2 separate regions of the Homo sapiens genome follow, and region 2 is linked to region 1. A link is a contact called in ENCODE Hi-C or POLR2A ChIA-PET data. All regions are on one chromosome and are shown on one strand. The core of a region is the stretch at or near the end of the contact, and the rest is flanking DNA. Distances in the headings are between cores, read along the strand shown.

Region 1 (4,917 bases), core at 1,599-4,098:
ATCCCACAGGAGCCTAAAGAGGATGTCTCTAAATCTGTCTCGGGGGTGAGGGAAAGAAAGACACAGTGATGTAGGCATTGAAGGAAGACTAAGGCTCTTCTGGATGCCTCAGTGGGGGCACAGCATCCCAGGCAGCAAGAAGAACATATCCAAGATGTGAGGAACAGAAAGGACACCGTCAGGGACGGTCTCAGTAGCTTGGGATGACAGCATCCAGGCATACATGGCTGATGAAGTCAGATAATATTAGGTTGGCTTATGTGGGAATTGTGTATTTGATGCTAAGGAATTTGCCCCTTATCCTGCTAGGAGTGAAGAACCATTATAGGCTCTTTGTTAAGAGAGAAACACAATCAGATTGACATTACAGCAAAAGAATTCAGGTGGCAAGATAGTTGAGTAACTGAACCTGGAAGGAGAGACGGGAAAAACAAGGAGAAGAATATTGCAGGAGGCCTTGTGAGCAATATGGTTACTTGAAGCAAGGCAAAGCAGTGAGGATGGAGAATTTATTCAAGAGCAATTATTTAGGAGGCAGAATTACTAATCATTAATATATATGTGGAGCAAAGAGGAGGGACCAAAATTCATTTATAAGTTTTACCCCTAGATACCAAGATTGTGTCATTAATAGAAACTGAAAAATACAAAAAGAGTGTGGTAGTGTGGAGGAAAAAACAATGTTGAGTGGAGGAGAAGGGGAAGAAGACAGAATAATAAACTGACTTTAGGAGTTTGAACTTTAGGTGATTATAAAAGATCCATGTGGATATGTCTGATTGGCAATTAGCAATATGAATCAGAAGATGCTGGACTTTTTAAAAACAGTTCTATGCACAAGGTAAAGTGTAAACAAATCATTAGCCTCCTCCCACAAGATCTGTCAGCAAAGCAGCGCAAATGATAACCATCCATTAAGTTCACAGACGTTGCAGACAGAAAATCTTTTCTTCCACTTGTCTGATATATTCCTATAAATTAAGATTTTTTTAAAAAAATGCATTTTATATAGTTTTCTGTTTGGTTCTAAATGATATTAGCCACGGACTTTTCATCATCACATTTCATTCTGCCTGGCTGAGAATCTTACTCCATCCACAATGTCGTGAAGCTCAGGAATGATCAATCGGAACCTCCCTTCACTGCACCTCCTTATCTATAGTCATAACAACTCTTAACAAGAATATAAGACAAAAACGATCATTGAGTCTCCTTTTTGTACGCAGCCTTTAAAAGAATACATGTAGAAAAAGATTTTAATTATTATCAGAGTCAAAGACAACAATATCACACCCCAAATGCCTGAAATTTGCATCTCAGTTCTGACGGTTGCTAACTGTTTGGCTGTGGGCAAGTTCCTTAGCTGCTCCTGCTGCTTGAGGTTTGTGTGTTTGTCTTTTTTTAACATTTTGTATTTTTTATTCCTCCTCTTGAAAGTTTGTAACATATAAAGAATGGCAAGAATAGTACAATGAATACCCATGCATGTACCTGGCACTCATATTCACCCATTGTCAATATTTTGCCTTTCTTTCCTTCCCCTCCCTCCCCTCCCTCCCTTCCTTCTCTTTCTTTCTCTCTCTCTTTCTCTCTCTCTCTCTCTCTCTCTGACTTTGGTGATTCTTTGTTTTCCTGCCTATTGTTGCAGAACCATTTGACAGATGGTTGCAGATATCACTGAGCTTTACTGCTAATTACTTCAGTAGGGATCTCCTAAGAAGGACATTCTCCTACATAAACCCAATATAATAATCATACTCAGGAAATTTAACATTGATATAATACTATTCTCTAATGGTTACTTGCTATTCAGATTTCCCAAATTTTGTGAATAATGTTTTCTATAGCTGGAGATTTTTGTTTGTTTTCCTTTTTGTGATTCAGGGATCTAATAGGGATCTCACAGTGCATTTAATTTTTATTTCTTTTTCATCTTCTTGACTCTAATGAAGTTCTCCAGCTTTTTATTGTTATTATTATTGTCTTTCAGAACATTGACAGTTTTGAAGAACTCGGGACATTTATTTTACACAGTGTTCCAGGGTTCCATGGTTTGGATTTGTGTAATTGTTTTATCCTAAACAGATTCATTGTAAATATTTTTGGTGGGAATACCACATAGATGATGTGGTGTTTCTTAGCTTTTTTGAGATTTAGATTGCACCTTATGGGGAATTAGGATTAAATAAACTAAGTAGATAAAGTGCCTAGTAAGTTACATGGCATGAAACAGGCCTTTCATAGCTGTGGATACTAAAATAAAGACAGGCAGCTTTGGCATAGCTGAGTGATTCAGTTTGGAAGTCAGAGGATGTTGTTAAATGATCATAGGGGTTGATAATGTAAATAATCATGGAAGGGGAAATGGAGAGGAAGGAGGTACTTTATATGATGGGAGAATGAAATGGACATTTGCACTTTGTGGTTTTGCCTTGCTGCTATATTCTCCCCTACTGGACGTGTGCCCCATCCCTTGCCTTCCCAGCTGGAGTGGGCAAGTGTGAGTATGGCAGGTTCTCTCTTCCAATCAGGTTTGGAAAGGAAGATGACTTGAAACAGCCCTGACTTATTCACCAGGTTTGCGTTAGTGTCCAGCATAAAAACACTAAGAGGAAATGTGCTTACCTTCCGCTTTTGGTTTGTATATCTTTGCCTCTGTTTGCCTGGGAAATCCCCCAGTAAAAACTCCGGCAGTTTTCTTAACGGAAATAGGTTTATCACACTCTGCGATTTTTAGTGGGAAACTGGCATCTTTTCCTGCTTGCGGGCATTGATTCATCATTTACTTAGCTTTCACATGCTAAAAAAAATGGGCTGAGTCACTGTCAGAAGTCAGGAAAGGTCCACCACATCTACCCAGTTAGCGTCAAGTTCTTTGATCCTTACCATCATAAAATAAAATAAATGCAAGTTCTCTCAATCTAACAAGGTTCCATTTTTATTTTGAAATATTATCTGAATGACACATTATTTCAGTGATTTAAGCAGCACACTACATCACCTAATGTTGATCTAACTTATTACGGGAAGTGGTGTTTTACTATGGCATGTTGAATGAGCCAGTGGTACTTTATGACAGTGGCTTCCCATGAGAGGAACTCAGCGTCTTTGGAAATGTTAATTCAATGAGTTTCATAGTATGTCTGTTAGACCAGAGAAAACAAAAATATTGATGGGAGTCTCTTTTTGAAATGCAGAAATTTTACAATTCCAAGAATAAATCCTCTGAGTTTGTGTTTGCTCATCTTTTACAAGAGAATGTCAGCTGCCTCTCTTCATTCTGAAGAAGGCCACAAACAGTGCGCTTTGTCGTTCAGGTAATAGAGCTGAAGGAGGCCTGTGGATTGACCACAGTGGAGAGGCTTATGAAGGGCTTCCTATGAGCCCATGGCTGAGCCAGAAAAGACTGAAAAGAAAGTGTAAATATAAGGAAAAAAAACAAAGTGTTTTTTCTGTTCTCTCACTCAACAATAATCAACACAAAACGTTTCTGTGACCAACTGTGTGGGGGTTTTCCCCCAGCCCACTAAGCATGCAGTCAATTGTGCAGTAGACACCAGCTGGGTGTCCTCTAATTGCAACCTATCCTGACACTCTCTACTTGGAGAGAGTGTCAGATTCCACAGGTTGAGGACACAGTTCCACAGGACTGCCCCCCACTTCTGATGCCAGTTGCAAGACCTGGGTGATTTTGCCTGTACATCTGACAAACTGACTACAAATCAGGATTTCCACAGCCCCCTCCTCCGGTTCTATTAATTTGCTGGAGCAGTTCACAGAACTCAGGGAAACACATTTACTAGTTTATTATAAAGGACATTATAAAGGATACCAATGAAAAGATGTATAGGTCAAGGCATACGGGAAGGGACACAGAACCTCCATGCCCTCTCCAGGCCTACCGCCCTCCAGGAACCTCCATGTGTTCAGCTATCCAGAAGCTCTCTGAACCCAGTCCTTTTGGATTTTTATGGAGACTTCATTACATAGGCGTGATTGATTACATCATTGGCCATCGGTAATCAGTTTACTCTTTGGCCCCTCTTCCCTCAGAGTTTGGGGGTTGAGGCTGAAAGTTGACCCCTCTAATCCTGCCTTGGTCTCTCCAGTTGCCAGTCTCAGTCTCATTCTTTCAGGCAGCCAGAGGCTGCCAGCCATCAGTCAACTAATTAGCATACAAAAAGACACTATCACTTTGAAGATTCCAAGGATTTCAGAAGTTGTATGCCAGGAATGGGGAGGAAGACCAAATATATATTTCATAATATCACAGAAAGAAGGGATGTGTGGTCTCTTTGGAGAGTATTCAATCTAGTGTATGAATCAGCAGCAGAAAATATGAGGAACAATTATTTTTGAGCAGTAGTCAAATCACCTTTACCAAATAAGGAATGCCAGTTTTTTTTAGTCTCTATGGAGTATTGGGAAGGCTTCCTCTTTTCACCCATAATGTATTATTTCAGATATAGCATTGCTAGAATTCTAGGTACTTTTATACATGTATGATCTTTCTAGGCCTTTCAGTAATTTGCATAAGTAACTTTGACTTTTTCTTTGACTTTATTTTCTTTATTTTTTATCTTTATTTTATTTTTGTGCAAATTTATGGGGCATATGATGTGAAATTTTGTTACATGTATAGAATGCATAGTGATCAAGTTAAGGTATTTAGGATGTCCCACAACCAAGCACAATATGTTTTTTATTTAACTATAGTCACCTTATTCTGTTACCAGACATTGAATTTATTCCTTCTATTTAACTGATGATCATATGGTTTTTTGCGCCCATTCTCTTGATGTTATATATCCCATTTATTGATTTGCATATGTTGAATCATCCTTGCTTCCCTCGTATAAATCGCACTTGTCCTGTTGGGTTTGGTTTGCTGGTATTTTATTGAGGATTTTTTGTCTC
Region 2 (4,972 bases), core at 444-2,943, 62 kb before region 1:
AATAGAAATCAGGAAAACACCAAAATTATTTTAAGCAAAATATCAAAATTGAAATAAACCAACATATGTCTGTGAAACATGTATAACTCTCAATCAAAAATAAGTGCAACTTTCATAAATTTCTTAAAATACTCCAGCATGCAAAATCTGGACAACTTAAATAGATGGAGTGATGACATGTTTAATTATTTTTTTTTACTTAGTTCGTCCCTTATTTAAAGATGAAAATTCCAATAACCAAAACCTGGCCAGCTCTAGATCATTCTGTTGTGAACAATGTCCTCTACCATCTATTATAGTAAGTAAGAGAACCAAAGAGTTTTATACAATTTCTTGCAGCAAGGTTAAGTTATACCTGCTAATTTTGAATGGGAACCATCTGGAACTTACCTTCCTTCCTTACCCACCCTCACCCCCCTGCATTCCTCTATAAGAAGTGAGGCTTCTTAATTGCTTTAAATGTATTATGCTTTTTTTCCAGTAGGTGTTCCGTATTTCTCAGTTTCCCTTCCAGTGAGAACTCAAATGGGATTAAAACTGTCTAAGTAACATAACTATTCTGGGGGTTAGCACCAAAGAGAGAGTTAAAAGATAAATCCCCATCTCACCTTTATGCTTCATTTCTAGGCTTTCTCTAACACATTTTCTTTATTAGATTGTTACTTCAAGGATTGGAATCACTTTGACCCTATTAATAGTAGCTGATATTTTGCCCTCAGAAGACATTGAGTAAATGTTACTGTCAATAAATATTATTGACAAACCAGTGACACATTTATTGAAATCTTAAGCCTTTTATCTTCTTTTCCTCATGAATTAGATAATGAAATGTCTAAAAAGTAAAAAAAGATTAAAGTATTACGGTACTTTTTTGGAAAATGATTTCACACTAAATGAATTGTCTTTTAGCTTCCTTTGTAAGAGCCTGTTAAAAACTTTATCTCATTAGCCTTGGCATTACCATATACATTAACATGGTCACTCTTTTGAGGGTTGGAAAAAACTTACAAATATAGTTAAGGAAATTTATGATCATATTGATCTAGTGGACACATGTCTTTTTCATCCTGGACTCTCAAATCTTCAATTCTCCTTTTTCTCATATATCACTCTGACTTTTTTTTTCTTATTAGTTTATTAGTTGTCAGAAAGTTTCTTCCTTTCCAGTTCCTTCAATTTAGACCAATTTGGAAATGGAAAAGTGTGTTAATTTTTAATAAATCTTTAAGACACACATTACTGTATTTTTATTAACAGAGCCAGATGGCTCACGGTGAATTTTCTCTGACATAAGTAAATCACAGAAATCAGTTTGGGACCCAAATCTGATACAGAAAGTGGCATGTATATTCAGTGGAAAAATGCAGTTCACATAAATATTCGGATATTTTTAGGAGCAATATTTATTACTGTTTGGATTTGATTTTATTTTATCATTTTCGGCAAAGTACCAACTAAGAACATTTTTTTTTTAGCTGTCCCCCAGACTCAAACATTCAAGGTCCTTCTCAACCACCAAAAATTGTTTTCTTTTTGCAGTTTGAAGGTTGCGAGAAGGCCTTTTCAAGGCTTGAAAATCTCAAGATCCACTTGCGGAGCCACACAGGCGAGAAGCCGTATTTGTGCCAGCATCCGGGTTGTCAGAAGGCCTTCAGTAACTCCAGTGACCGCGCCAAACACCAGCGGACGCATCTGGACACCGTAAGAATGGCAGGAGCTTTCCAGTTTCCAACCCAGCGCCTGGTGTGAGGAAGTGCCTGCTTGATAGTGGGCTGGTGAAGTGTTTGCTTTATGGTCTGCAGGTTACAGGGACAATGCCAAGGGCAGCAGTGGAGCCTGGTAAAAGGCCAGATGGGGCCCTATTTATTTGGCTGTTTCATTTTTCTGTAGCAGCAGTTTATTCTAAATATTACAACCTCCTGGGACAGAAGGGTTACTTGGTCACCGCTGTGTACAAAGCAAAAGCAGTTTAGGGGCTGTCATGTAGTAGATTTTAGTACAGAGAGTGATCAGGAGAGACTGGCATTAAAAACAGTATTGAGATATCAAGTCGGTACTGTGTGCTATTGCTAGGAATATGAAGCAGTTTTTGTTTGTTTTTCTTTGTTTTTTTTTTCTACCCTGGTTCTTTCCCTCTTGACATAGAACTTTGCAGCTAGAATGATTTTCAAGAGTGAATTTGGCCCTTTGCTTTAGAAACCACCTGGTATTTTCACCTTCAGCTGATCTAAGAAGAAACAGTAAATCTTTCCCAAGAGTTCACTTTCCTCATGCTTCCTATCTGTTAGCAGCCACATATTCTTTGACATCAACCCTATGAGAACAATTGATTTTCATTATTACACCCTTAAGTCCCTTAATGCTACAACATTTTGCTCATTCCCAAATGCCTTTTCTATGATTCTTGTCTTTTATTTTCTCAATTATGTTGATAGCCCTCCTTTGCATTTCCCAGGTTTTGATGCCATTTTCGTTACACTAGGCCAGGTAGACTCTATGTAATTTCACTGCGCTTAACAAAGCCATCAGGATAAGTGTATTATACACATCACAGATCTCTTATCCCACATTCTTGCAAATAATGTATTCATGACAGTACTTTTTCGGTGTTAACATTCTGATGTCTATTATTAAACTACACCAGAGTTTGAATTTTGAAAAGATACTGTTATTTCTACACACCTTCTCATACATATTTAAGATTCTTCTGATGTTATAGTTGACATATTTATTAAATTTTATATTAGTCTCTATTAGTCATATTCATAGAAGTCATTTTAGCTATATGTCACATAACCTTTCTAAACAGAATTATCCCCTAATATGCATAAATGCGATGGTTTGCCTAGTAAATATCTCAAATATAATTAGAGCAACATGGGTGTAGGATGGACCCAGTTTCTACTCTACCTGAATTCAGTGATTTTAGGACCAATAAAATGGAACACTAAATGAATACATGTGGTGAATAGTGGGATTTTTCTAAGTAGAAAAAGAAAAAAAAAGAATAAATTGTGTTAAAATGCCCTATTTTGTTGTGCCTAAAATGGTCTTGGTGAGATCCAATAAACTTTCCAATTCGTCATTAACCTTTATCATGGAAGAATGAACATTTATGAGACAAGATTGTCTTGAGAAATTGCTTCTACTCCAGCTAGTTATCTGTAGGTTGCAAGAACTGTTGCGAGGCTAAGTGTTATGGTTTCGCACTGCCCTCCTTTGCTTGGAGCTAATTTTAGCTAATCAAGCTAAGAGCATTTTCAGAAATCATTTTGGAATAAAAATATATATCTTTTTAAAAAACTTTTGAGGAAGGCTACCTAATATAGTGGTTTCCTGATTTTTGTTAATGCAATCGCTTTTAAAACTCAGCTATTTTTTTTGGAAAAATTATTTCTCTATTAAATATTTTTAAAGCATCATTTTTTCCTTTAAGCTCCAAACTAGCTCCTGTTTAAATTTTTTACTGCATTTAACAAATTAGTAAGCTCTTTTAAAATCATATAGAAATCACACACTTGATTTTAAAAACAAACTATACTTGCTTGAAGAATTTGTTATTTAAATTTAGGTCCTTGTTCCCTTTCATTAATCACTCCTTATACTATAATACTGTCAGAATTTTGGATAAAGTATCTTTCTTCAACTAAGTGGATTCCTTATTTGTAGAAAAATGGTTTTCCCATAAACATTACTGAGTTCCTAATTCTAACCCTTAAAAGTTGTATTAATTAATCTCTCTATTAGCATCTTAATATCTACACAGTAATTGTACAGTACAGGTGGAAAATAACAAAATATATAGTTGGATGAAGTGTAGCATGCTAGTTAAAGCTTAGGTAACCTGAGATAAAATGACAGTTGCAGCAGTACTACTTAGATCAGTCCCTGACATTACTTTTTTGGCATACCAGTCCTTCCCTAGTGGCTGACAACAAGAGAAGAAAGTGAAGGTCAGCTGAGAGGAACAGTGGGTGTGTAGTCAAACTTTCTCCAAGAACATCTCAAAATCAAACAGAAGGCTGGGCACGGTGGCTCACGCCTATAATCCCAGCACTTTGGGAAGCCAAGGTGGGTGGATCACCTGAGATCAGGAGTTCGAGACCAGCCTGGCCAACATGGCGAAACGCCATCTCTACTAAAAATACAAAATCAGCTGGGTGTGGTGGCACATGCCTGTAATTCCAGCTACCCGGGAGGCTGAGGCAGGAGAATCGCTTAAACTCGGGAGGCGGAGGTTGCAGTGAGCCGAGATTGTGCCATTGCACTCCAGCCTGGACAACAGATTGCGACTCCATCTCAAAAAAAAAAAAAAAAATCAAATAGAAAATGACATTACCAACCTAAATTGTAGTGACCATGGTAATAATAATGGCATCAATTTATATAATTTGTTAATAGTCATCAAGCTTTTTGTACATGTAACATCTCCTCTAATGCTCAAAGCATAAGCTTTTACAATGGGATCGCCAGTAAAGATCTTAGCTAGTTGCACTCCTGAAACCAGGGCAGGGTAGGGAAGGCTAGTGCAAGAAGGCTATGCAAATTCAGAAAAGATTCCCAGGTTAAAGAAAATCTTTGCTTACTCGGTAGAAACTAACTGGCAAGTGACTTTAGCCAATAATAAACTCACTATTTTATAGAAACCATGAGGTATCGAGAACCTGGTTTATCCATTGTTCACTTTTAGATCCCTAGTCTGAAACACAGTGCCCAGCACATCCCGGAAGCATACTTTTGAGTGATTCAACCAACCAGTCAAACAGTCAGTCAATCAATGAACACAGCAGATAATCAAACATAGAATTCAAGTTTGGTATGTCAAATTAAATTATATGTTCATGATTTAATCTTGTTCTTGGAATCCAGTGACACAAAAAAAGGAGTGAACCATAAATATGGCTTCTAGCAGGTCAAATAATGTAATCCACTTATTTGTTTGCTCACAGAATGACATACATGCACATAAAAA

Evidence for each region. A loop is a pair of places that touch in the nucleus more often than their neighbours do. ChIA-PET counts read pairs that join two places held with the same protein, here RNA polymerase II (POLR2A). Pooled maps may share reads with other maps.
Region 2: a loop to region 1 is called in a map of endothelial cell of umbilical vein, with 5 times the contacts of the local background. The contact joins two enhancer-like sites. A Hi-C loop is called at or near these places in 2 of 168 maps with a recorded cell type or tissue (endothelial cell of hepatic sinusoid and endothelial cell of umbilical vein) and 5 of 50 pooled maps. POLR2A ChIA-PET finds 5 or more read pairs at or near these places in 1 of 52 experiments (activated CD4-positive, alpha-beta T cell).

What each region holds. Positions count from the first base shown.
Region 1 is chr9:3,873,327-3,878,243 of GRCh38, reverse strand. The region is part of intron 8 of GLIS3 (GLIS family zinc finger 3); the gene reads left to right. Among named protein-coding and RNA genes, the nearest start is that of GLIS3-AS1, 23 kb to the left of the region's middle. Within about 2 kb of position 2,848, at least 3 of the 41 ENCODE cell types and tissues checked have a DNase peak (open chromatin) inside an H3K27ac peak, as active enhancers do; they include endothelial cell of umbilical vein, where a contact is called at or near this core.
Region 2 is chr9:3,933,757-3,938,728 of GRCh38, reverse strand. GLIS3 (GLIS family zinc finger 3) reads left to right here. Exons shown (of 11, transcript NM_001042413.2): 5 at 1,540-1,701. Among named protein-coding and RNA genes, the nearest start is that of GLIS3-AS1, 38 kb to the right of the region's middle. Within about 2 kb of position 1,693, at least 7 of the 41 ENCODE cell types and tissues checked have a DNase peak (open chromatin) inside an H3K27ac peak, as active enhancers do; they include endothelial cell of umbilical vein, where a contact is called at or near this core.